Linked DNA regions of Homo sapiens: region 1 is linked to region 2. A link is a loop called in an ENCODE intact Hi-C map of the cell type or tissue named here. Cell type or tissue: Calu3. All regions are shown on one strand. Each heading gives the region's core, and the rest is flanking DNA. Links, peaks and the distances in the headings are about the cores only. Region 1 overlaps ADCY2 (adenylate cyclase 2). Region 2 holds the start of LOC107986403 (a long non-coding RNA gene).

Region 1 (12,521 bases), core at 2,221-10,220, 360 kb before region 2:
TTCACTCTAAAATTAATTCTTCATAATTTAACTTAATCATTATAAAAGTAGACTTCATTTACAGTTTCATTAGTTTCCATTTTAACAATAAGATGAGACACTTGAAGAGAAGTAGAAGCTCATATTAAGTGAACTTAATAAAATGAAAAAAAAAATCCAGAAAAGTTATAAAGATATCAGAGTGGCTGAGAAGCAAACTTTTATTATTAGAAAAACGAAATCCATCTTAAAAATCTTGCTTGGAAAATATAGTGGTTTCATGTTTCATATAAACATGTACTTTTGTGTATTTGCCTAAAGGAACATCTACTTTGGCATTTTAATTAGCTGAGGACCGTCATTCTGAATGGCAGGAATAAGCCGGAGCAATAATTACTTGTAACATTTAATGTCACAAAGACTGTGATGTGTACTTTGATTATTTAATTGTCCTTTAATTTCCCATAGGAAGACTTCTTTATGCCAATCAATCATATTTTACAAAATCAACCTGTTTCTTCTTTTCGCCCTGGGTGAGCCACATCCCTGCACTGTTGCTCCACTGGGTACCACATTGCATCATTTTTGCTGACATGCTTGTCTCTGGCCAAATGCAGAGGTGGTTGAGGACAGTGACCATATCGCACTTGTCTCTGTTTTCCCAGAGGCCAGTATAGTGTTTGTTAAATGGTAGGAACTCGTCAAATACGTGTTGATTCTGTTTACTATTTTTAATGATGGACTCAAAGGGAAATTACCAGGGCACAGAAACAAAGAGAGAGCTCAGTGATAAAGGAACTGAGGCTGTGGGGTGGGTCCAGGAGTGTCCTGGATCAGGACTCAGGCTATGGCACTTAGGGGGTGAGCTTTTAACACCCATAGGGAAAAGAAGATATTTCCTTGGGCCAGCCAAACGTGGACAGCTGCAACTAAGACTCTTGAATAAAATCCAGAGCCTCAAACTGCTATACTTTCTGTACAAAGAAGTCTAGAAGAGCCCCATTCACTAGCTCAGGGAAGTGTCAATAAGCTTCCAAGGATCAATCCAAACCCTAAAGTGTTGGGTTTGAAATCACATTACCTGATTCATAATAAGAATTCCAAATTGAAGGGTTGTTAATTAGGTCAAAACCAGAGAAAATCCTTGGGGCTATGGCAGAAGCAAGAATGACACTGCTGGTAAATGATACTTTAGACTACAGTGTGCAGGGATGTCCCATCTGGGGGCTGGGGCAGTTCCTCCTGAACATAACCTCACAATAAAAACCAAATTATAAAGTACCTAAGGCAATGGACCATATGAGGAAGAATCAAAAGACATTAGAGGTAGTCGAATTAGCACCACGAGATCTGCAGATACGACAACAACCTGAAATAGCTTCTAAATTAAGATTAAAGTAACAAAAGAGGGATTATAATCCATATGAATGAGTGAGTTGTTAAGGAAAAATAACAAGTATTTTTTAAAATGAGCCACATAAACTTTCTAGAGATGAAAATGTAGATATTGAAATTAAAAACTAAATGGTTATTGAGGAACTGGATGAACTGCCCGTGAATGGGAGAGGCTATGAAACATCTCAGGAAATAAACCACAAAATAGCACAGAAAGATAAAGAAGTGGAAAATAGGAAAAAGAGACTGAGACACAGAGGATATGATGAAGAGATTCAACATACCTCTGATAAAAGTTTGAAAAAAGCAGAACAGAAAGACCAGGGAAGAGACAAAACACAAGGAGATATTGGACAATGACGTTGCAGACCTAGAGCGGATTATGAGGTCTGTGGTAGAGAATACACAGCTGAGTCTCAAAAATAAAAGTCAGGCTGCACTTTGACACCTGGAATCTACTGCCCATGATACAAAGAGCAAATCCTACAAAAACTCCCACCGAGACAAGGGACCAAGTGTCTACAACAGTTAGATGGACAGGAGAGTTAATCTCATTCCCACAGAGGCCAGGAAATTATGGAATCCTGTTTTTAGAATGTTAGAAAAAATTATAAATAATCACAATGGGGAAAAGATAAAGACTTTTTAAAATACAAAATCTGAGTGGGTATATTATATACAAACCCTCATGGGAAGGATTATAAAAGGAAGCATTTTAGTAATATGGAAACTGAGTCCAGAAAGGTGGAATGGTATTTGGAAAAAATAGTAAACAAATACATTGTTTAACAAAAACAGGAATAAACATTGAATAATTTGAGCAGTTTAAGTTTAGAAAAATTTAAACCATGCTAGTATGGAAGATGAGAAAAATTACCAGACTCAGAGCATGGTCCCTGTATTGTTCAACAAGAAAGTGGAGATATTATTAATAATATACTTTGTTAATCATGTGTACATGTTACGGTTTTAAGGTAATAACTGAAAAAACAAACTAGAGTATATAAGTTCCAAGTCACTAGAGAGAATAAAAGAGAATAAACTCCAGGAGTCCAAAAGAAGGCAGAAAAGAAGGAAAAACAAGTAGAAGCAAAAAGATACAAATTGGGTTTTAAAAGATTTTAGTAATAATTATAATACAGGTAAATGGATCACACTTGTCAAATAAGAGAGAGAGATGTTTGGATCAGAGAAAAGGACATAGAGCTACATGCTGTTCACCAGAGACACACCTAAAACCTATATCCTTTTCATTGACAAGGAAAAGCTGAAAGTAGAAAGATGGAACAAGGAACACCAGGCAAATACTAACCAAAAATAAAATATGGTGGAGGGATATTGACAGGAAAGAAAACAGACTTCAAGGGAAAAACACTGCTGTGGGGTAGAAAGCTTTTCTATTAGCTGTGTGACCTACTTTCCCTTTCCCGAGGCGACCTCTCTATTTGCGCTTTTATCTCTGCCTGGAAGAACGTTGGTGGGCTGGCATCGTATTATCTCTGCTATTGAAAGCACAAGGTAACAACACTGAGAGAAAAATTTCTTCTGATATTTTCTGGCATTTTCATTTGCCGTATCCAGCATATGCGTTCTAAAGGTGTTTTGGGGGTTGGTTTGTTTGGTGGAATTTTTGGTTAGAGTCACTCTCTTGTATTTATCATAGAAAGGTAAGTCTGCCTCAGGTAGTTTAGAAAGTTAAATCTGACTGTGAATGTGCACTTATTACTATTACTGCTACAATGACAACTAGTACTATTTTTAATTGCTAATTGTAATGAAAATGTGAACTTGAATCTCTTATTCTAGTCTTAGCTTCTGCCTAGATAAAATGGATTATTTTCATTATCAAATAAAATAATGTCTGAAAATACTTTGAAGGACTATTATATGTATAAAACATTTTGTAAAGTATTATTATAATACTGAGTACTTTCTTACTAGATTACTTTAATCTAAACACAATTATAAATTAACTTAAAAAAATTATCAAATGTCTTTTAAGATGAATTTACACTTTGCCCAGAACCTAGTTTTAAATAAATGGGACCAACAGCTGAAAAACATACTTTAGGAAACTAGAGTAGAGAAGAATAAGAATAGGTACTATGTGAAGTTACCATGACTTACCAATGTGATTTTGATCAATGGGTGCTGAGTAGTCACAAGGCAACTTTGGTGCCATGCTGGTCCATGTCCATGAACATGGGCATCCCTGCCTAGTGCTGGGCACCGTCTGCCTGTGACTCACCCCACACACAGCCTGGCACCCTCTGCAACCTGCTTCTACTATAAGGTTCCAAGGCTTGATTCCAATTCTGGTTCCAACACCTACTTGCTATATACCACTGGGAAGGCAAGTTATGTAGCATCTGTGAGCCCCGGTTCTATTAAACTGTCAAATGGATATTACCTCCAAGGGCCCTTGTGACCATAAATGAGCCAGTAGAAGCTAAGTGCCTAGCAGAGTAAGTAGGTATTTTTAATATAACATTTACTACTTATAAACTATGATGAGGCTGGAATCAGAACCACTCATTGGGATCTTGCCCATCATAAATAGTTTGGATTTATTCCAAAGGTTCTTACCCAAGGATAGGAAGCCTTTGCAGACCTCATAGTCATTGCATTCCTGATTCTACTCCAAAGCCTCCATTTGCATCCTCAAGAAGCCTGATTACAGCTTCTTCAGCATTTTGTGTGTGTGTGTGTGTGTGTGTGTGTGTGTGTGTGTGTGTGTGTTGGAGGGTGGGGGGAAATGTTTATTTTAAATAATTGGAAATAAAAACTCACTTAAGTGGATGGCACCTTTGGAGTCCTTGGTCCCTCATCCACAGAATTAGAGGCTGGATGAGGTTATCTCTAGGTTCCCTCTCACCTCTTGAGTTTTAAATTCTGAAATGCTAAATAGCATCCGATGTAGAAAGCATTTCAGAGTCAAGGAATCATGGTGAATGTGAGCAAGAAATTTCAATGCAGTGTGACGAAGGCCACCGACTTACCATCCCTTCTCTCACCCACACATTCCTTTACACATAGAACCCGCCCTCCTGCTAAGCCATCTGGAGAAGGTCCCCTAGGGCACATATTTCTCTGCCTGAGAATAGCTGGCAATGGTGAGATGAAGGGGCTGCTATATGGGCCTAGGAAGGCACCTGAGGCAGAGGTGTCTAAGGAGATCCAACAAGTGAGAACATCAGGATGCCAGGCCCAGATGCAGAGGCTGGGAACCCGCCAGAATGCGGAGCAGGATGCCATGACTGTGAGCTGGATTCAGAGCTTCAAGTTCGGAAGGAGTCCAGTTGGGGTGAGAATGGGGGTGGAATGTTTTCTGAGCAGTGGTACCAGGAAACCGCACTTGGGTGCAACCCAACATTCCTTCAAGCAGATTGATATTAAATATTTATCTTGTGTTTTTCAAGTGCCTGAAGTAGTACAATGAACAAAATAGGGCTACAGTGAACTCACTGAAGATCTTTCCATCCACAAGAATAAAAGTAATAACGCAAAATGGGAATCCCGGCCAGCCAGCATGAGAGGAGTTGGTGGTGCAAAGGCGGGCTCTTCAGAGTTGGATTATGAAAGTTAGATGATAATTTCCAACAGAGGAGACAGCTGGAGGCACGTCAGAGTCAAGGAATCATGGCATATGTGAACAAGGCATTTTGACGCAGCGTGATGAAGGCCACTGACTCACATTCCTTCTCTCATCCACGTGATCATTGACACATAGAGTCTGTCCCCATGCTGGGACATTTGGAGAAGGTTCTGCAGGGGACACCTAACTCGGCTTGAGAAAGGTTGGCCTCCATGAGATGAGGGAGTGCTAACCAGAGCCGGATGAGAGGAGAAAGTAAGAAAGGACCCCATAAAAATGCTACAGTACAAGGAACTCTATATATTCAAGGGGAAACAGAAACAATTTAGAGGTCTCAGTGAGATCTTATATGATGGAGGCTAAGCTACGTGACACAGATTGTCAGTCCCACGGTGTAAAAAGAAGGGCTTGGTGCAGTTTCAAGGTATCTTGGAAGGTGCCCGGTGGCTGGGCCCACCCACGTGCACAAGAACTGAGACCTGGGCAATGTGGGGGTAGCAGGGAGCCAGCATGGGGCATGCCTCGGGTGGGAGTGAAGGGGCCGATGGAGGCGAGGGCTGGGCTTCTCACAGAAATAATGATCACAGAAAAGAAATGCCTGCCATGTGTTTGAGAACATGTCACTGAACAAATACCTGTACGATTTTTCTATCAACAGGAAAAAATCTGCAATTCATCATCACCATTTTTTTTGCCTATTTTGATATTTTTCTACCTTTTTATCAAGGCCAGTTGTAAAACAAGCAATCAATTTGATTTATTGGCATTACGCTTTCTGTGCAACAGAGAATGACAGAGGCAAAGCTCTTGGAAGAAAACATTAGCCAGGCTGACCTCTCTTCAGCTTCCTTTATGAAGTATTACATTTTATGTTATTTCTTCATACGGAGAACTGAAAGCTGGTATTAGAGCACAAATACTGTCTTTGGCATCGAAGTTTTCAGAAAGTTACCATACGTTAATAGAAGGCAAGTTTCGGGTATTGAGTACTCTTTAATAAACTCAGTATTTAATTCATAATAAATGCAAATCATTATAAAACCTTACACAACTGGGAAGCTATTAAGAAGCCAGGGAATGAGCACTTAGGAAGTGACAATGTTTCTCCACGACCACTGCGGAATATTTGTGATGAGCAGTTTTTGACTGAATTTGGATGGCAGAGTGCAGAGTGCACTTAAGCCTTCTTAAATTGGCTGTACACCAATATATTTGATGTTGCAAATTAAAAAATCCTTAAAGAATGATTTAAACAGTAAAAAAGGACCTATTATTAAAGTGAAAAGAATTCCTTCTTGATTTTTTTCATGGATTACATCCAAGGAGGAGGAATTGCAGCTGGCCACTAGAGGGAGCCTCATTCACGGATCTTATGGAATCAAGTTTAGGAGGACCAAGTGTCGCCACGTCTAGGCTTCCTGGGCACTTTGACACCATCCAGGCTTCTTGTGAGGAGGAGGTAAGCACCAATGCATTTGTAGCATTGAAATCTTCCCTTTGTGATACCACGGAGTCAAAAAGAACTTTCTAGCATGTGGCCTGTGGAGGCCAGGGTCCTGGGAAGCTCCAGGGACGGGAGGGCAGGAGGAGCTGTGGGTGTCACCTTGACAGCTTACCGGGGCCTCAGGCTGGCCACAGGAGGAGCTATGAGAGGGGCAGCAGGGCGTGGGATTCCAGCGAGGCTGAAAGGGAGGCACCAGAGAGGAACAATGCTTTCCCACAGACGCAGCAGAGTTGTTCCTGAGATATTTTTTTCTGCCCCCAGCTCTATGTTTCTTTAATATAACAACTTAGAGAGTAGAATGAAAAAAAGTCAGCCTGATACCCTAAATATACCACATGCCCCCATATCCAAGACCAGATTCCCTGGGATAGAAAATGATAAATATGGCTAGTTAGTCACAATGATCTGAACTGACTTAATTAGAACTAGGTTGGGATTTCCAATGGAACCACCAATGATGGTTCCTGTTTTGGAAACCTGAGACATGGGCTTCAGGAGATTTGTGGGGGCAAGGAAGAGAGCAGGGGAGCCTGTGTGCCTTTCCACCTGAGGGATGATTCCGGGAACATAGAAAACCAGGCTTCTTTCTACAATAAGCGTTTTCAAACTTTGCCAAAGAGTTCCATCAGGGCCTTTCGGAGTGGATTCATATTAACCAAGGGTCTTCCCTCCTCTATACAACCCACAATGTCTTCAGGGGGTTTCAGAGAATCGAGATGCTATGTGTGCATTTGGGTAAAGCAGAAGCCACAGTCCCATTTTTGGAAGAGCTTTCAATACAATTTGAAACATCTAAACTATCAAACAGTAAACAAAATCCACACAAGTTTGCAAAGGTATAAGGCACAGAGGACAAAGTGCTTACAGTCGACTGCGGAAAGGCAGAGACAAGCTTTGGAATCTTAACCACCCTTGGCCAAAGCCTTTCAGCACATCAGACTGGAATGCAATGGACAGCGTGGGGGTCAGGACTGCCACTTTTCAGAGCTTTTGAAGGGAGGACGAGGATTCTAAGAGGCCACTATCGCGCTGTCCTGATGTTGTTGCTAGCAGTAGTAGTGTGTTTTATGAAAAGCAAAACAACATTGCAATAAAGCCACAGATGCAAACTATAAACGCATGCAGAATGAGAAAAAATTCTTTCATAGAAGCCACAATACTCCTGAGAGGTAACAGACAGGCCACAAACCTCAGGAGGCTTCCTTGGCGGTGTCATCTAAATGCGTTGTTACAGTCTAACCAGCAGAAGAAATCATAATTTTGACAATGTGAAAATATCTAGACTGTAGTCTGTAACTGCAGAACTCATATAAAATGCATCCATTGAAAAATATTTTAAAGAACATTTCTATTTATTTTTTATAATAGGTTATTAATTATCATGTAAAAATTTTTATTAAAAAAATCTCTGAAGCTTCTCTTGAGAATGCCCATGGGGGCAAGGAAGAGAGCTGCTGAGAAGCTCAGAGTGGCCTCTCTGTCCCAGGTCATCTCCATTGAACAAAACGAAACAGTGGCTTATCTTCAGGGCCTTCTATCCCATTGTTTGCATCCTTACGATGCTCTCATAGACTCATGGCCAGCTAGCAACACTTGCTTTAGACTTTCAATTTTAGGTTTAATCTGTATATCCAGAACTAGCATTTAAACCTGATTGGCTTAAATTAAACACTAATAAAAGATATTTTAACGTATGCTTTCTTCAACTACTCCAACATTTTATAGCTTGAAAGTGGATGTAGCAATGTATTAGGTTTACTTTTTTTTTTAAATTTTACTTTAAGTTCTGGGATACAGGTGCTGAATGTGCAGGTTTGTTACATAGGCATACATGTGCCATGGTGGTTTGCTGCACCTATGAACCCATCATCTAGGTTTTATGCCCCGCATGCATTAGGTATTTGTCCTAATGCTATCCCTCCCCTTTTCCCCCACCCTCCAACAGGCCCCAGTGTGTGATGTTCCCCTCCCTGTGTCCATGTGTCCTCATTGTTCAACTCCCACTTATGAGTGAGGACAGGCAGTGTTTGGTTTTCTGCTCCTGTGTTAGTTTTAATCCTCCTGTACACTGAAAGCCTCATATTATACTTGCATTTGCTGCTATAAATACTCTGAAAACTTAAAGGAAATGATAAAAATATATTGACACCAAATAAGCAAGAATGCAACTTCTGATGTGACATCGAACGTTTTGAATCATCTTCATATTCGTGTCTTGGTTGTGCATGAGGGGTCCCAGTCTATATTCCTGGTTATAGACCTGAAGGGTGTGTGTTTCCTTAACTGGGATCTGGAGTTCTTGAAGTGGTAAAGCAATAAGCTCCTTGTTTTGGAAAGTTTTAGGCAAGAAATCAGCTTTCATGAAATGAGCATACTTTTCAAAGAAGCGCCACATTTGAATACCTACCAGAAGCTGTCCAGCAAAGCAGACGAAGAGGATGAAGGCCAGCAAGAGAAACGCAGCCCCAAAGGAGATGCCCAGGACGGACGTTCTACCGGGAAACAAAAAGCAGCAAGTCAGGGTGGAGATCGTTTCTCTCATTCTGGAAAGCTACCAGTAATACTTTTGGGTTAACGAGGACTTTATTAAATGCAGACTGCAATCCTCACTAAATTTTTGAGAAATAAAAATGGAGCTAAAATGCCACATACATGTCCATAGAAAAGGGTCCACACAGCGATGGCCAATTAACTTATTCTGACTCAATAAAACTGCCTCAGAAGCATCAGTTCTTTATGAAGGATAAAGAATCTTTTTAAATGACTCGCCCATGTTCCTGGCAGTTTCATGTGGCACTTGGCCACATCCCCCATCTCGGTGGCCTCTTCACTGCCAGTGAGATCCTGGCAGCTGCCGCCTTAAGGACAGCCTCACCTTGATAGCCTGGAAGTCCTCAAGTTCCACCCTTGTTCCTGTTGACCCAGGAGACATTGAGTCCTCACCCTCCCCAATCTCATGAAACCAGATTCAACCTATTTTGTTCAACATAGATGCAGCAAAATGTGTAGCGAGGCTTTTTACATGCTTGAGTGAGCCAATGAACTCAAAAGCATCCCATGATCATGTGAAAAACATGCCTACTGAGTTGCAAATCCTGCTACTGACAGATTACAGGCTTACTTATAAGAATTGTATACATATCCGAAAGGTCCCTTAAATAATTAAATAATTCAAAGCCTTTTAAAACTTAGTTTAATCCAAGGATAGAAGTTTCAGAGGTATAAAAAGGACTGAAGCACAGTGAATCATCAAAGATGAAATGCAAATGGAACATCCAAGGAGAGGTTGGATGGTGTCTGAGACCAAAATGGAACCTCATGCCAATGAGGTTGGCTAGAGACAGTGAAGAAACAGAGGATTTGGCTAAGAAGAGGAGTAACATCCAGAAACAACGTATGGGATGGAAGAACCAGATATAAGCCAGCCACAAGCTGACATCCTCCTGCAGGTGCACTCCTGTGAGTCCCACAGAAAGAGAAACAAATTGAGCAGTTAGTGCCCTGAGTAAAGCTCCTGATGCTGTCATGATGAGAAGCCACCCTCAACTCTTTATCTCAGATACCTACTCCATTAAGAGGGATGACTACAGGGACACACATCAAACAACATCTACAAAAACTTGAGTTCAAACCAACAATTGGACCTGACCCAATCAATGACTTTCGGGCACTGAGTCATGTCCTAGACATGACTCACAATGCTTTCAAACACCTGGCCTGATAATAATACTTGTTCAGATTTTACAAGTGATGATAAGACTCTGCGGGAGGGTGTGTATATACCAAGTACACCTAGATTGTTGACTAGTCTCATGGGCCGGGCTCATGCTAGGCTGTTCTGACACAAAGATGAGTAAGATGTGATCCTGCAGCAGCGGGAGGAGTGCCAGCCCACATCTCAGAGCTATGGAGGGCGCTTGCCATTATCCTCATGACTAAAGGGGACCACAGTGATTCATCTGCTGAGCTTTGATTTGCTATCTTCTCTTCTGTTTTACGAAGGAGCTCTGACAGGTTTTTTTTTTTTTTTTGGGCACTATGCTCTCCTAGCTTTTTCTCGGTGTTAAGGTAATGCCAGATTCATAAGGCTGAGTTTAGAAACAACATTTCGTCTTTTTTTTTTAGGCCCCAAACTGTTTAAATACTGAATGAACGATATCTTCTTGGAGGTTTGATAAAACTCAAGTATAAAATTATCTGATGATGATGATGATAATAATGACGGTGATGGTAATGATGGTGATGATAACAGGTGATACAGTGATGGTGACAGGGATAGTGATGGTGATATTGATAGGGATGGTGATGGTGATGACGATGATGAGGATGGTGATGATGGTGATGGTAATGATGATTATGGGTGATGGTGATAGGGATGATGATGGTATGGTGACAGTGATAGGGATGGTGATGGTGATGGTGATGGTGATGATGATAGTGATGGTGATAGAGATGGTTATGGTGATGATGGTGACGGTGATGGTGATGATGATGATGATGATAATGAGGATGGTGATGGTGATGATGATGGTGATAATGATGGTGATGGTGATGATGGTGATGGTGATGGTGATAGGGATGGTGATGGTGATGGTGATAGGGATGGTGATGGGGATAATGGTGGTGGTGATGGTAGTGGTGTGGTGATGGTGGTGGTGGTGATGCTACATCCTAAAATCTATAGAGTATTCACTATGTGTCAAGTGCTATGTATATATGTACATATATAGTTCACTTTATCCTCACAATAATCCTATATAGTAGTTAGTATTATTACCTCATTTTGCCAGAGAAACTGATACACAGGGAAGTTGAGGAACTTGCCCAAGTTATACTTCTATAACTTCCCTAAAGTTATACCTCTATTAAGTGATGTTGTCTGGATTTATGTCTACCCAGTTGTATTCCTGATCCAGGTTCTGTTTTAGAAATAGACATGTCACATTTCTGCCATGTTTATTGGTTCTGTTTCTTGAGTCAATTTTGATGATTTTCCTAGAAAATTATCTATTTCATTTAGATTTTCAAATGTAAAATATTCTATATAATATTTTCTTATAATTTAAAAACTCTCCATATTTGTAATTTCTTATGCTTAATGCTATTTTCTTTAGATCAGATTTGTGAGGTTTTGCATGTTTTGTTGACCTTCTCAAGGAATAAGTGTTTGGTTTATTATTAAGGTCTGTTCTTTCTTTCTATATTAATTAGTTTCCGATTCAACTTTAAAAAATTTATTTCTTCTTCCTTAATTAAACTTATATACTTTATCTTGGATTGTCATTTGTTAGAAAATATTTTGTATTTTCTAATAAGTGCATTTAAGGACATAAATATTCTACTAGTTACTGCTTTTGCCAAATCCCACAGCCTTTAATTCATAGCTACTCATTATAACTCTTTTCTAAAAAGCCTATACTTTCAATTTCCATTTTCTTTTAATACTAAAAGTAACTCAGAAGTCTGAATTTTAAATTCCACAAGAATATTATTTTTGGTTGGTTCTTGTTATTTCTAATTTCATTTGATTTTATCAGAGATTGTGGCCTCTATTATTTCACTTTGACAATTTATTTTTCTTCTGGGATGTGATAAATATGCTCAACTTCTATGTCTTATGAATTTTTGAAAATTCTATGTGTTTTTTATGCTGGTAACAAAGTGTTTCTCTAAATATAACTATTGAAGGAACCTTATGAGTTAGTCAAATCCCTAATGGGCTGGCTTGCTTGATCTGTCAATGTTAGAATATATTAACATTTCCAACTAGGAGTGTAGGTTTGTCCATGTATTTGAACATTTTAACACTTTCTGCTTTATTTATTTCAAAGAGACTCTGAAGTGCATAAATATTTATGACTTAAAATTTTGTTGCCTGAATCATAATAAAAATCTTTTTTTTAAATGCTGAATACTTTTCATTTGAATTCTTTATTGTCAGGAATTTATATTATTGATATTTCCTTTATTCTATAAGCTGTTTCCTGGAATAGCTGTTCTATATCCTTTATTTCCAACCTTTCTCATTTTATTTCGGCTAGATCTCCT
Region 2 (12,521 bases), core at 2,588-10,587:
CGGACTCCTATCTAGACTACAGGGATCAAAAGTTACTCTCTGCTCTAGGTTTGATAGTACAAGAGCCAGTGTGTGATCTGTGACTTCATGGCCTCCTACATTCTATTTCTATTCTTACCTCATTGAACTCAATCAGTAGACAGCTACCATTGAGTGGTGTGGGGGAATTTTTTTATTTTTTAAAAACATGATGGTAACAATTCTTCCCATGCATAACATTTGAACACCATCTGGCTCCGGACATCCTAAACAAATTGCCAAATACCAAGGACAGCTATTTTATGCATGGTGAAATATAAGCAAAATCCACTTCTTTGGTGGTGGACACATATAAATATAGGCACATATTTATATTCTAAGCTCAAAATACATCACCCAGTGGACACATTCACAGATCAACCACTGACTAAAAAAAAAAAAAAAAAAAAAAAAAAAACTCACTGGTGGATAATCAATGCCTCGCACAAAATCTGCACATGCATGTCACAGGCAGTGCAAAAGTTTGAACCACACACTCAGAGATCAGTAACAGGAAGTTATCGCCATCTACAGACTTCCCCTCACTTTTCAAGGGAGCGAGCCAAGGATTTCTGCTTGAAAAATATAAACTGGCAAAACTGACATCAGCTGTTGAGCTGCATTATACTCCTCGTGATGAAATCCACTTTAATAACCTGTCCAAAACCCTAAACACGTTACTTCTTTAGAAACGGGAAAGCAATCGTCCGTCCCAAACGCTTCTTAACTGTAGTCTCTGAGATGAAAGATTGATTCACAAGTCAACACCACATCACTTTCCGTCTATCGGGCTAAAGAGCTAAATGCATACAGATTTAAAGGCAAAGATGTATACTTAATTTTTCTTCTTCATTTTCCTTGTCATTAACCACTTTCCCAAGGCAGGCTTTCTGCAGAGTTGAATAACGCCCAATCCCAACTAAAATGCCAACTGTGGGGCCATGCCAGTGGAACCGGGCAGGAGACAGCGACTCGCCCAGGAAGCCCAGGGCTGAGTCGGGGAAGACCTATTCCAGCGCTGCGGGCAGCGGTGCCCGGCGGAAAGCGCAGAGTTTGCCAGCGGGTGCGCAAAGATGCAAAAAGCACACGCCCTGCCCGTCCACCTGGTGAACACCTCGGGAACTTTATTTTGGGAAGAGCCTTCCCAGGAAACTTTTCTCCCGCCCGCAGCCCTTGCCAGAGTCCACCGGGCCGCGGGCCAGCAGGAGAAGCAGGGAGCCGCGGGCCGAGGGGCTGCCGCGGGCCGAGGGGCTGCCGCGGGCCGAGGGGCAGCCCGGAGCGGGACGCGGCTCGGCTGGCCGGGCTCCTCTCAGGGCCGGGGAAGGCGCGGCGCTGGACCCGCGGGGAGGCCACTCACCAGCCCGAGCGCGAAGAAGACGGCGAGCAGGGCGAGGCAGGAGCCCATGACGATGAGCAGCAGGAAGACGATGAGCGGGTGCTGCTGGCTCATGCAGTAGTAGGACTCGTAGAGCCAGTCCCGGGACCGCGGCAGCCCGTCTCCGCCGCCCGCCGCCTCCTCGGAGCGGTCCCGCAGGTAGCGGCGGCGCCGCATCGCCTCCTGCCACATCGGGGCCGCTCACAGGGCGCCCGCCGTGCGCGCCCGGCCCGGGCAGCGCCGCTCGCCGCGGCCGCCCGCGTCCCACCCCCGCGCCGCCTCGGCCGGCCCGGCTGCCGGCACCCGGAGCTGCGCGCAGGGGCCTCCGGCGCGGGCGGAGCTCGGCGCCCCGGGCTGGGCGCGCTGACGCGCGGGCGGGGGCCGGGCGGCGGCCTCGGGGGCAGCTCCCGGCGCCGCCGCCGCCACCGCCACCGCGCGGGAGGGGGCGGGTTCCACGGGGCCCTCCGCCCGCCGCTCCCCGCCCCGCGCGCAGCCGGCCTCCGTGCAGGGGCGGTGTCGGCCCCCACCCGACGGCCCGGCTGCAGGCTGGGGACGGCGGGGGCTGTACGGTGGGGGGAGTGGCGAACTGAGGGGCTCCCGCTGCGCCCCGGCCCGGGGTCGTCCTCGCCCGCCGGCCTCCCACACTCAGCCACCAGGTCGTCCACCTCCTCTGCCCTATCCCGAGTGCAGCGTGGGTGGGGTGGGAGGGACGGCCCTCCCCGCTACGAAGTGAGAACACAGCCTAAGGGGTGGAGGGAGGGAGTCCTACCCCCACCACTCCCCCCGCCCCACCTGGCTCGGAGCACTGCGGGGCTCCTCAGCTCCTCTCCACTACCTCAAGGTCAGCGGGCAGGGACGCTGCCACCCTCCTGTTTCCTCCACCCCTTAGTGGGCTGCGGGGCCTGCTCCCACCCTCCCCCACAGTCACAGAGCGCAGCCGGGGTCAGAGGACCCGGGGGGTCCCTCCTTTAGTACGCGGGTCAGAGGACAGCGGGGTCTCCCTCCTTTTCACTCTTTTGGGGAGCTGGAGAGGATTTCCCACCCTTCCCGCCTCCCCGCGGTGGGCACCGGTTTGCCGTCCAGCCCTTCTTCCCCTCAGCGTAGCAGGGTTGAGGGCTCCCCCATCCTCTCCACCCTCTTGAGAGGGCCGGGGCTCCCTGCGAGGGCGGCAGGGCGCGGAAACGCCAGGGGACCTAACTGGAGACCGGCACCATGTGGAAGTGAAGCGGCAGTGACTGCACTGGGAGCCCCCGCCACGGCCTCGCGGGGGCAGCGTCCGTTGCGCCCTGCACGCTCAGCTTCAGTCACACTTTGGAGGTGCCGTATAAGCCTGTCATATCACAGGTTTACAGAGCTGCCCCGTGGCTGGTCGTGGTCCTCGCCGAGCCCCTCTGCTGAGCGGGGATGGCGGCAAAGGGGCGCCGGGGAGAGCGGCTGGGCGCGGGAGCGGGCGGGTCGGCCCTGGGAGTAGCTCCCTCCCTGTCACCTTGGGGGCCTGGACGCAGGAGGCGCTAGAGACCCGGCAGGAGCGTTGTGGGGGCGGATGTCACCAGGGACAGTGTCCCCTCCCGACACGCGTGGGAGCGGAGGCCGCTGGCCTTCGCCCTGGGGGCCGAAGGGGCTTCATTGCTTATCACCAAAGGAACCCACCCTTCTGGAAGTTTCCTCCTATTCGAGTGTGGTCCGGCCCAAAGAGCCCCCAAATCCCACCTCCTCCCCCAAAGCCTTACCCCAAGGAATCCAAGGCACAAGAGCCCTCCCTTCTCCTGCCACCAGCGAGCATCCCAGAGGGCAGCCCCAGAGGGCTGTTCCATGCACTTTTCATCTCTTCCAGGAGATGACCAGCTCTCAGGACTCAGCCTTGTCACCACCTAAGACCTCAGAACCTTCTCGAATGGCCCCATGCCCCGCCTCCCTGGCTGTCCTGTCCTCCTCGCTGGCAGAGGGCATGTAAGCTAGGTAGCTGCGTTACCCTGAGCACAGGGCCAGGCCGGGCACGGATCCTTCCAGAGGTTTTCATTTTAGCATCCGTCAGTGCCCACAGGGCCTAAGGATGAGGGCTCAGGAGCTGCACAGCTCACCCGCAGATCTCATAGACACCAGAGGCAGGGAGGTGGCCGAGGAGACTGGGCCCAGGGCTGCGTGCAGTACCTCAGGTCCGGCCCCACCAGGCTCCCTGGTCCCTGGACTTCCCTCCTTCTGAGGACCTGGAAACAAGGAGTGGAGGAGGAGGCAATGGGTGGGGGGGTGTCCCCCTGAAGCCTCCTGTAGGTCCCAAGGCTCACCTCCCACCGTGGGTCATCCTGCCCTAGCAGCAGAAAGAAATTCTCTTCCCTGCAGTGTTTATGGACTGCTGCCCCCACCCTGTCCTGCCTGCCCTCCACTCCAACACCCTCCTGTGACTGTAACCCAGGTAATTTCAACCTCAGACCCTCCCACCAAACCTCACTGGGCTGGATGCTTTGGGCTCGGTGCTTTGCTATGAACCTCAGGATGTGATTACTATACTCCCAGATTTTAGGTTTTTGAAGGTTCTGAGAGCAAGCTTCCATGACAGACAACACTGATGAATCCGCGGTATAAATATCCAGAACCCAATCCCTTCCAAGGAAACACGGTTGAGTGGGAAGCTGGACACGGTTTCTATTGTGTTGGTTCTGTCTTCCTCCGGCTGTGTGCTTGGTCTTTCTGGGGCGGGCAGAGTTGCACATTTCCAGTCCTTTCCTGTGCTAGCAACAGACTAATTATTCATCTTCTCTTCAATCTTTGCTGCTTCTTTACCCCTTGTATTGATACATGTTTGTCTTCACCCACTCAAGAAGGGAGAAAAAATAAATAATCCGTCATTTAGGTTTATGCGAAAAGAGCTGAAAAACTTATGAGGAAAAGGAAATGCTTAATTACTGTCTCCTTCTTCCTAGTGGGGAAGTGGAATCTTTTAAATATCCAGTATGTATACCATATATATGTTCTCTGTATGGTAAAGGCAGTCTTAAGACTTTTAAGAAATTTTGTTACAATGTAATGACATGGAGATTATTTTGCCCTTGATCTTTTTGAATTTTTTTTAATTCACTCATCCTTCCATTAGTTTATTAAACTAACATTATGTGCCTACCATGTGCTGGATGAAGGGGGCAGGGTGAAGGCGTGGGAAAGACAGGGATCCTGGGACCCTTGTAATAGTTTCCAATTTACTTTGAAAAGTAAGGCTACAAGAAGTGAAACAGGAACAAAAATCAACATTCCTACTCCTCCTTTCCTCCTGAACACTACAATTTAAATTTCATCATCATAGACACAGGACTTAGAAGGAAAATAATATAAAAATGAAGAATATGTCAGTGCTTCTCTGAGGCTTTGTTTGATCTTTGTTTTGTTTTGATGCTTATTTTTATGCGGGCTTCTGTCATTGCTTTATGTTTAATACCAAAAAAAGTGAAACAGTACAATCATTACAGTTTCTGTATTCATGTTTTAGAATCGATTGCACTAAGTATGCCTTTTAAAAAGTTCTCCACAAGTTTGTATTTCAAAAAGGAAAAAAAGAAAAAAAGAAACAAAATAATAACTTACAAGCCATATGAAGTAAAATGAAAAACGTCCTTTAGTACAAAGCCAGGAGCGTGAAATATGGACTCTTGAAACTAAAGGGACCCCAAAGGAGACCTCTGGTTCATTTCTGTGTCTCTGGGTAGCAGGGCTGCCACTCCAAGGGTAAGGCCTGGAGAGCAAGAGGTTCTCCCATATATTTACTCTGTAGCAATTTATTTGTTGCAAAAAGAAACCTGCTGGGGAATCTCTAACTGGGCCTGTGGGAGAAAAAATAAAAAGCAAACATCAGGAAGCAGAATTCCTCTTTCCTGTAACGCTAGAGGGCAGCCCTCTATCCTCATAACCCAGCAAGCAAGGCTGACTTTTTGGATCTGTGACTTGTGCAGCTGGTTTAAGGTTCTGCTGTCACCACCCTGAAATTCTTCAAAATTTTTGATCAAAAGGTTCTGCATGTCCGTTTTGCCCGCGGCCTTGCAAATTAGAAAGCCCATGCTGGTAACAGGTCACACTAAACAGCACTCCATTCTGGGCCTGCAGGCAGAGCCTACGGCAGGCCAGCCAAAGGAGAAGGCCTCCTCTGCCTGCGAACTCAAGCCCATCCCCTCCTAATGTGGTCACCTCTCAGGGATTACATACACACTAAGACACACCTAATCGATTATAAATCTAAGCAATCACGCTGCAGGATAGGTTTATGCATCAGTGGGTTTTGGTTTAAAAATAACCCATCTTCTAGCTCCTATTTCAAATCCAGTTAGATTAGCTCAGTCAATGACGCCGTCGTGTTCCTCTCAACATCCACAGGGCTCTGATTGATTAAATCAAGGCAGCCCAGCAAACTGCGCCAAGGTCAGAAGCGAACGTGTGCCAGCCAACCTGGGGCAGATTGTAGAGCTGAGCACAGAGTCTTTCCCTGTGTATTCATTTTTCTCTCTGGCAAATACATTACTAAAATTTATATAATAAAGTATGAACAGTATGTCAACAGATTCATTATCGCCATGAAATATGCTTTGTGTACCCAGATAACATTTACATTTTTATTGAACCAGAGTCTGGGAATACAGAATCCACCCAACCCAAGCCAGTTTATGGCTCTTAGAAGTCAAATTAACTCTTTCAGTTCATTTAAGTACTCCTTTGCAGTTCAGTTTCCAAAGCATCAACAAAACGTTGCTGACTGTAAGATTAATATGTTCATTTTCTTGTCCATCCAGTGCTGAATGGTCCCTACGTGCCTTTAAAAGACGCTTCTTAATTGGCTTATTTGATAAATTAAATTTTCAGGGACAATACCAGAATCAATATTTCAAAAAATCATCTGTAAAACCTGATTTGGAGTGACTTACTGAGATTTTTGGCCCTTAACATGTGAGAAGATGGTACTGGTATTTCAGAACAGACCTTTCACAAATGCCCACTGCCATGGAGAAGTTTAATCCTGGTACTCTTTTAAAATCCATTGACATGCTGCAACTCCTTCCATGAGCGCTGGGAGGAGTGACAATAGGTTAATGACTAATCAGTTCCAGCACGTCTACAGCCTTGTGAGAGATATCGATTTCTCGGCTCTTGCTCGGAGAACGTGATCTAAAAAGCAATGACTCCTGCCGCCATGGAGACGTGTGCTCAGGATCAGTTGCCTAGAGAGGTGCAGGAAGAGGGGCTTATTTAGCAAGCTTACGTAAATGGAAAGTTCACATACCTTGGCTTTTATTTTTATACCCTTGTTAGTGTCTCTTAAAATAGTCATTAAGGAGTAACTTAATTATGCTCTAAAATTTAAAAAAAAAATGTTTATTGAGGGACAAGACATGGCCTCTATGGAACCATGCCGAGATATAGTTCATGCATGTTTTTGTCCAATTTCACCTTTCTCATTCAATTCAACCAACATATGATTTTAAGCCACTTCACATGTTTTGATTCATAATTTTTTTAATTTGAAAATAAATCAAATTCACTTCTAGTCTTATTCCACACTATAGTGTAGTAATTGTGAATATTCTCAGAATTGCTTCCTTAATGTACTGGATTTTGTTCCATCTCTGATATCAACTATACATCGTTGGAGAAGTCACATAAGATCTCCAAGCTTCAGCTGATTTATTTTTAAAGTAAGAAAATAAAGAATGGACCAATTTTTCTAAGACTCTTTCAAACATGTTTGTACCACCGCTGGGTAAAGGAATGGATTTTAATCAATATTTTTAGACTGAAAGGAAAAAAATTGTTTGCATCCAATTAAAAATATATAAATATAATAAAATTGAACTGCACCAAGAAGGTTGTTGAATTTTGTCTAATTATTTAATAATAAGTACTATTTCCTTTGGTATAAAGCAAGAAAAAAGTGTATTAGTGGTGTATCATAACAATTAGTAAACACCCACAAATCCTACTTTTGTATTAACGTGGCCTGTGTTCCCTCACTAAGAGGTAAGTTCTGTCAAGGCAAAAGATTTTGTTTCTTTTGTTCCTTATAGTCCTATTACCTGAAATTTGCAAAACACATAATAAGTGCTTAATAAGTATGTGCTAGATGAATGAATGAATAAATCAAGAAAGACACAGACAACTTCATTCTTTTAAAAACTGAGTTCAATTGATGAGTAATGGCAATGGATTAAGCAAAACTTCATTTGACAAAAATATTTCCAGGTCCTGAAGAGGTTGTCTTTATATGTTTGCTATTATACTATATTAAACAGTACCCTCCACTATATCTTTAAAAACCTCATGATGTTTTCAAATTTTAAAGTGGCAAGGTTTTCATGAAAGATTGAACATCTATTGCTACCAATTCCACTTGACCAATAGAGCAAAGGGTAACAGTACATATAAGGTGAGATACTAAAGAAATAATGACAAAATAAATGTGTCCAGGAAAAGAGATTATCTGGAGAAAATATCATTGAGGTTGATTTTTTATCAAGAGAAAATGGCATCTAGTACTGTGAGTTCCCAGCAACAAATCTTGGGCAAAACGTGTGTTCCCAGTAACACATCTTGGGCAATATCAATGAAGTCTCCCAGGATTTATAAAGCGTTAATTTAAACCTTCGTCCTTGGCCAGGCACAGTGGCTCACACCTGTAATCTCAGCACTTTGGGAGGCCGAGGTGGGTGGATTACGAGGTCAGGAGTTCGAGATCAGCCTGGCCAACATGGTGAAACCTGTTTCTACTAAAAAAAATACAAAAAGTTAGCCAGGCGTGGTGGCAGGGGCCTGTAATCCCAGCTACTCAGGAGGCTGAGGAAGGAGAATCGCTTGAACCCAGGAGGCGGAGGTTGCAGTGAGCCGAGATCACGCCATTGCACTCCAGCCCAGGTGACAGAGTGAGACTCCATTTAAAAAAAAAAAAAGAATTTCATCCTCTTTGCAGCTTAACTGTATTGAGATATTGACATCAAGAAGGCAGAGGTAGGATGCAGTATAATGTGTGAGCTCCCTGCATGGCCACACTGATTGCCAAGTGTGAAGACCAGCGTAGGGGGTAGTAAGAAGAACGATCAGAATAGGCTTGCTGTTTGCTGGATTTTGTTTGTTCATTACACCTAGCATTTTTGTAAAATGTGATATATTTCTAAATTTAATTTCAAATGCTGTAAGGCCTCATGTTCATGGACTGAGTTACAGATTGCCTATAATAAATCCAGGATTTTTTGCTATTAAATGGAAGACTTCAAAAAGAAACCATAATAAATATTTTAAGTAGCACATTTGAGTGCTGCAGCACGCGATACATATGAATATCTTCATGCCTAAGTAACTGTGCACTTCTCTTCCAAATAGTACCCCAGCCACACCCTCAGCTCTCATAAGTGACAAGTCTGAAACTGAACTCAATGTCCGAACCTAACAAACCTTCTCCTGGCTCCAGGAGGCTTGGACTGTACTGCTCTTACTCTGTCACTGGCCCACATCCAAACAACTATTGTTGCTGCCAATGTTACCCAGTATTTTCTCAAGTCTCCCCCAGTTTCTTCCCTCATCATCTCCTTCCTGCTTGCAGCTGCCCTGCTTAACCGTCTAATGCCATTATACCTCTTGCTTTAGGCTCCAGAAATAATTGCAGGGAGCCCCTCAAGTTTCTGCGACCACCCTACTCCCACCCCCATTTCTGGACCTATATCCCTGTTTCTTCCTTTGTCTGCAACAGTACCCGCCACCCACACCCACCCACACCAACTCTCACCTACCCACAACCCTCCACTTCCCTTGTGCAGAGAGCTGATTCTCATCATCTACATCTGGGGCTCTGCTTGGCCTCCCTCCTTCACCCACTCTCAGCACCATTAGCTGATTATAACACTATTTCAATCCTGATTACTCTCTTAAAATAGCAAGCCACTATTGTTAAGCAATATTTTGGGTATTGGGAGGGTTAAGTAAAAGACATTTTGAGAGTACATCTTTTTAGTAATGCATTATGATGATGACTAGCATGCAGGCTCATTTTGTCCTTTATTATTTAAAAAGCATGATCATTTATATCACTATGAACAAGGAATTGTAAGCACTGGGGTTTTTTTAATAAAATGAATACACAGATAACAGTGACTAAATTTTTATATAAAAACTAGTTAAGAAAATACTGTCAGAGTAATAATTGATATTTCAAATGAATAATCAATTGAACCTTCCTGAAACAGACAGAATCTGCTTTTTCCTGCACATAAGCCACCTGAAATGTACTTCTCTCAGCTCCTATTTCAGTACAACGTGATGCCTGGGACAATGTTTAGGGAAGGTTGCTGGGCTCATGTGGCCAGTTGCCTCCAAATGACCAGATATGGTTAATGTGCCAACTCTATCAAGACAAGCTGTATTTACATTGTTACTGAGAAACGTTGAAGACATTTTCATGCTCAGCAGGCTAAAGGAATAAAAAAGCAATCTTCAACCTAGACCCTCATTATTGCATTACAGTCTAATAACTAATACACAGGAAAAAAAATCTGTCTCCCTGCTGCAGGGAGCTGTTCTTCTAAATATATTCTTCCAAGGAGCCAACAAATGGAAGACTTATCTTAAACATTTAAAAAATATACACTTAGAAATTTTAAAGATATTAATGTTAAAATATCTAGATTAAAATATAGAAAATATATATCAGGCTTGGAGGTTGCTCAGTGTTGATTCAAATTACTTTATATTGTTTCATTAAAGTGCAAAGTATCTACTCTTAAGATGTACAGTTTGTAATTATGTGTTGTTACAGGGATGCATTTACTTTTTTATGTGAAGTGAAAAGTATGTAATTATATTTAGTCTTTAAATTTGCAAATAATATAATTATGTCTGTTTTGGACAAAATTTTACAAATAAGTTGTAAGTCCTTGTTGCCAACCTTCTACATTGATGGTGTAGAAAAGTGTCCACTAGCCATCTTCTTTCCCTCTTTCAATGGTATTTTATAGGAAAATTCAAGGGATAAAGGACTTGCGAAATTTGACATCCGGAATCACAGGTGTAAGTGCATAACAAAATCAGATTAGTCCAGTGATTTACACATTGCCCATCAGATGTCTTCTTTCATTTGGAACCTTTCAGAATGTTTTTGCTTCCTGAGAGTAAAGTATTCTTGACCCAAATAATATTCGGCCCTTTTCTTCTTCGGGGTCTATCAGTCGTGTTTCAGTGAATTACATCTAAACAAAAGGGCAAAATGGAGTTTATAAAATGATTTTTGTACTTAGCCTGGTACTTAGACTTCTTTTAGAGCCCAAAGTTTAAGAAAGGGCTCTTAGGCCGGGCAAGGTGACTCACACCTGTAATCCCAACACTTTTGGTGGGTGAGGTGGGCAGACAGCTTGAGCCCAGGAGATCAAAACCAGCCTGGGAAACATGGTAAAACCCCATCTCTATAAAAATACCTACAAAACTTAGCCGAGTATGGTGATGCACCTCTGCGGTCCCAGCTACTCAGAAGGCTGAGGTGGGAGGATAGCTTGAGCCCAGGAGGTCAATGCTGCAGTGAGCCGAGATCCTACCACTGCACTCTAGCCTAGGCGACAAAGCAAGACAAATAACCATGGAGATTTGTATTAAGAAATGCTGAACTGCTATTGTCCAGGTACGTTTCTTATTAAATAGGTTTCCATAACAAGAAGCAGAAGGGATACTGGTTCCACTCAACGCTTTCAATCCAGTGATTGTTAGATGAATAAACCATTGAAATGTCTAAAATGTTTTAAAGCATTTAAAAGATGATTACTTGTGCTTATTTACCTTCTTTTTGATCATTGCCCCAGAATAATTTATGATATACTTACACAAGGTCTTATAGTATAAGACCTTTAGGGAAAGGACCACACTGTTTAAGCTGCTCGGACAACTGGATACTCCACATTCATGATCTCGTTTAATTAATTTACTTATTTTTACTGTAATACATATGTAATCCTATAATCCTTTGAGTTTTGTAGCTTCTTTTAGCCATCTGGAAGCTTTTCTGTTTTTTAATTGACTGATGATTGATTGATACCCCACCCAATTCCCAAGAAGGATTAGTGGATTAATGGCAGTCCTCTGATTGTTCTATTTCAAATAGTGCTTAATTAAAAAGATAATTCCAACTGGTTTAAAAATAGGTGGAATATAAATTTCAATTAAATAATAGTGGGAGTAAGCAACTAAAGATAATTAAAACATAGCAAATTTTAAAATGATTAATGAGCACATACAAAATCTAGACTTGATTATTTTAGAATGTGTATTTAATTTCAGAAATGAACTCTAAGAAATGATGGTGAGAAAATAAGACCATGGCAATAAGAGTAACCAAGCAGAACCTGGGCTCAGAATCTCTGTGTTGCACAGTATGCCTAATGGAGCTTTCTTTCGAGAGTGTAACTCGGAAAAAAAAAAAAATGCTTCCCAGCAACACATGTCTCAAGTAGAGCTCACCTGAGCTTTATTTTTCTATAAGTGATTTCAGCTTTTCACAGAGCCCCGTCTCTGGGGTAGGGAGGAGAGGAAGTTGTTGGAGTGCAGTACCATCCATCGGGATCTGTGACAGGGTTTGGCTCTGTGTCCCCACCCAAATGTCATCTTGAATTTTAATAATCCCCATGTGTCAAGGGTGGGACCAGGGGGAGGTACTTGAATCACAGTGGCGGTTTCCCCCATGCTGTTCTCATGATAGTAAGTGAGTTTTCATGAGATTTGATGGTTTTATAAGGGGCTTTTGCCTTTACTCGGCACGCAGTGTCTCTCCTGCCACCTTGTGAAGGAGGTTCCTTGCTTCCCTGTTGCCTTCCACCATGATTGTAAGTTTCCTGAGGTCTCCCCATGTGGAACTGTGAGTCAAGCAAACCTCTTTCCTTCATCAATTACCCAGTCTCGGGTATTTTTTCATAGCTGCGTGAGAACAGACTAATATAATCTGTCACTGGGGTTACAGAGTGTATCATATAAGATTGTATTATATAATGGGGTTATAATTATATATAAATAACCTCTTATTATATATATATATCTATGTATAATGCCCTTTATATATAATATAAATATTATATATTTATATTTATGTAACCCTTTATATACAGATGTATATAAATTTGTATTT

What was found. A loop is a pair of places that touch in the nucleus more often than their neighbours do. Peaks named below come from ENCODE experiments on the same cell type or tissue, not always from the same donor. Only the 100,000 strongest peaks of a DNase experiment are listed, where the experiment ranks them.
Region 1: a loop joins it to region 2, with 4 times the contacts of the local background. A loop is called at or near these places in 32 of 110 quality-filtered maps.

What each region holds. Positions count from the first base shown.
Region 1 is chr5:7,740,112-7,752,632 of GRCh38, reverse strand. It overlaps ADCY2 (adenylate cyclase 2), which reads right to left. Exons shown (of 25, transcript NM_020546.3): 15 at 8,881-8,965. Among named protein-coding and RNA genes, the nearest start is that of CFAP90, 100 kb to the left of the region's middle. In Calu3, for the core only: a CTCF peak has its summit at 6,332 (motif pointing right); a DNase peak (open chromatin) is centred at 6,332.
Region 2 is chr5:7,385,361-7,397,881 of GRCh38, reverse strand. LINC02142 (long intergenic non-protein coding RNA 2142) reads right to left here. Exons shown (of 4, transcript NR_183263.1): 3 at 10,832-10,958; 4 at 5,978-6,591. It overlaps LOC107986403 (a long non-coding RNA gene), which reads left to right and starts at 1,933. Exons shown (of 2, transcript XR_001742597.2): 1 at 1,933-3,806; 2 at 3,908-7,234. It overlaps ADCY2 (adenylate cyclase 2), which reads right to left and starts at 1,744. Exons shown (of 25, transcript NM_020546.3): 1 at 1,376-1,744. The coding sequence starts at 1,585. RefSeq lists enhancers at 1,663-2,428, 2,429-3,194. In Calu3, for the core only: no CTCF peak of the experiment used is centred there; a DNase peak (open chromatin) is centred at 6,501.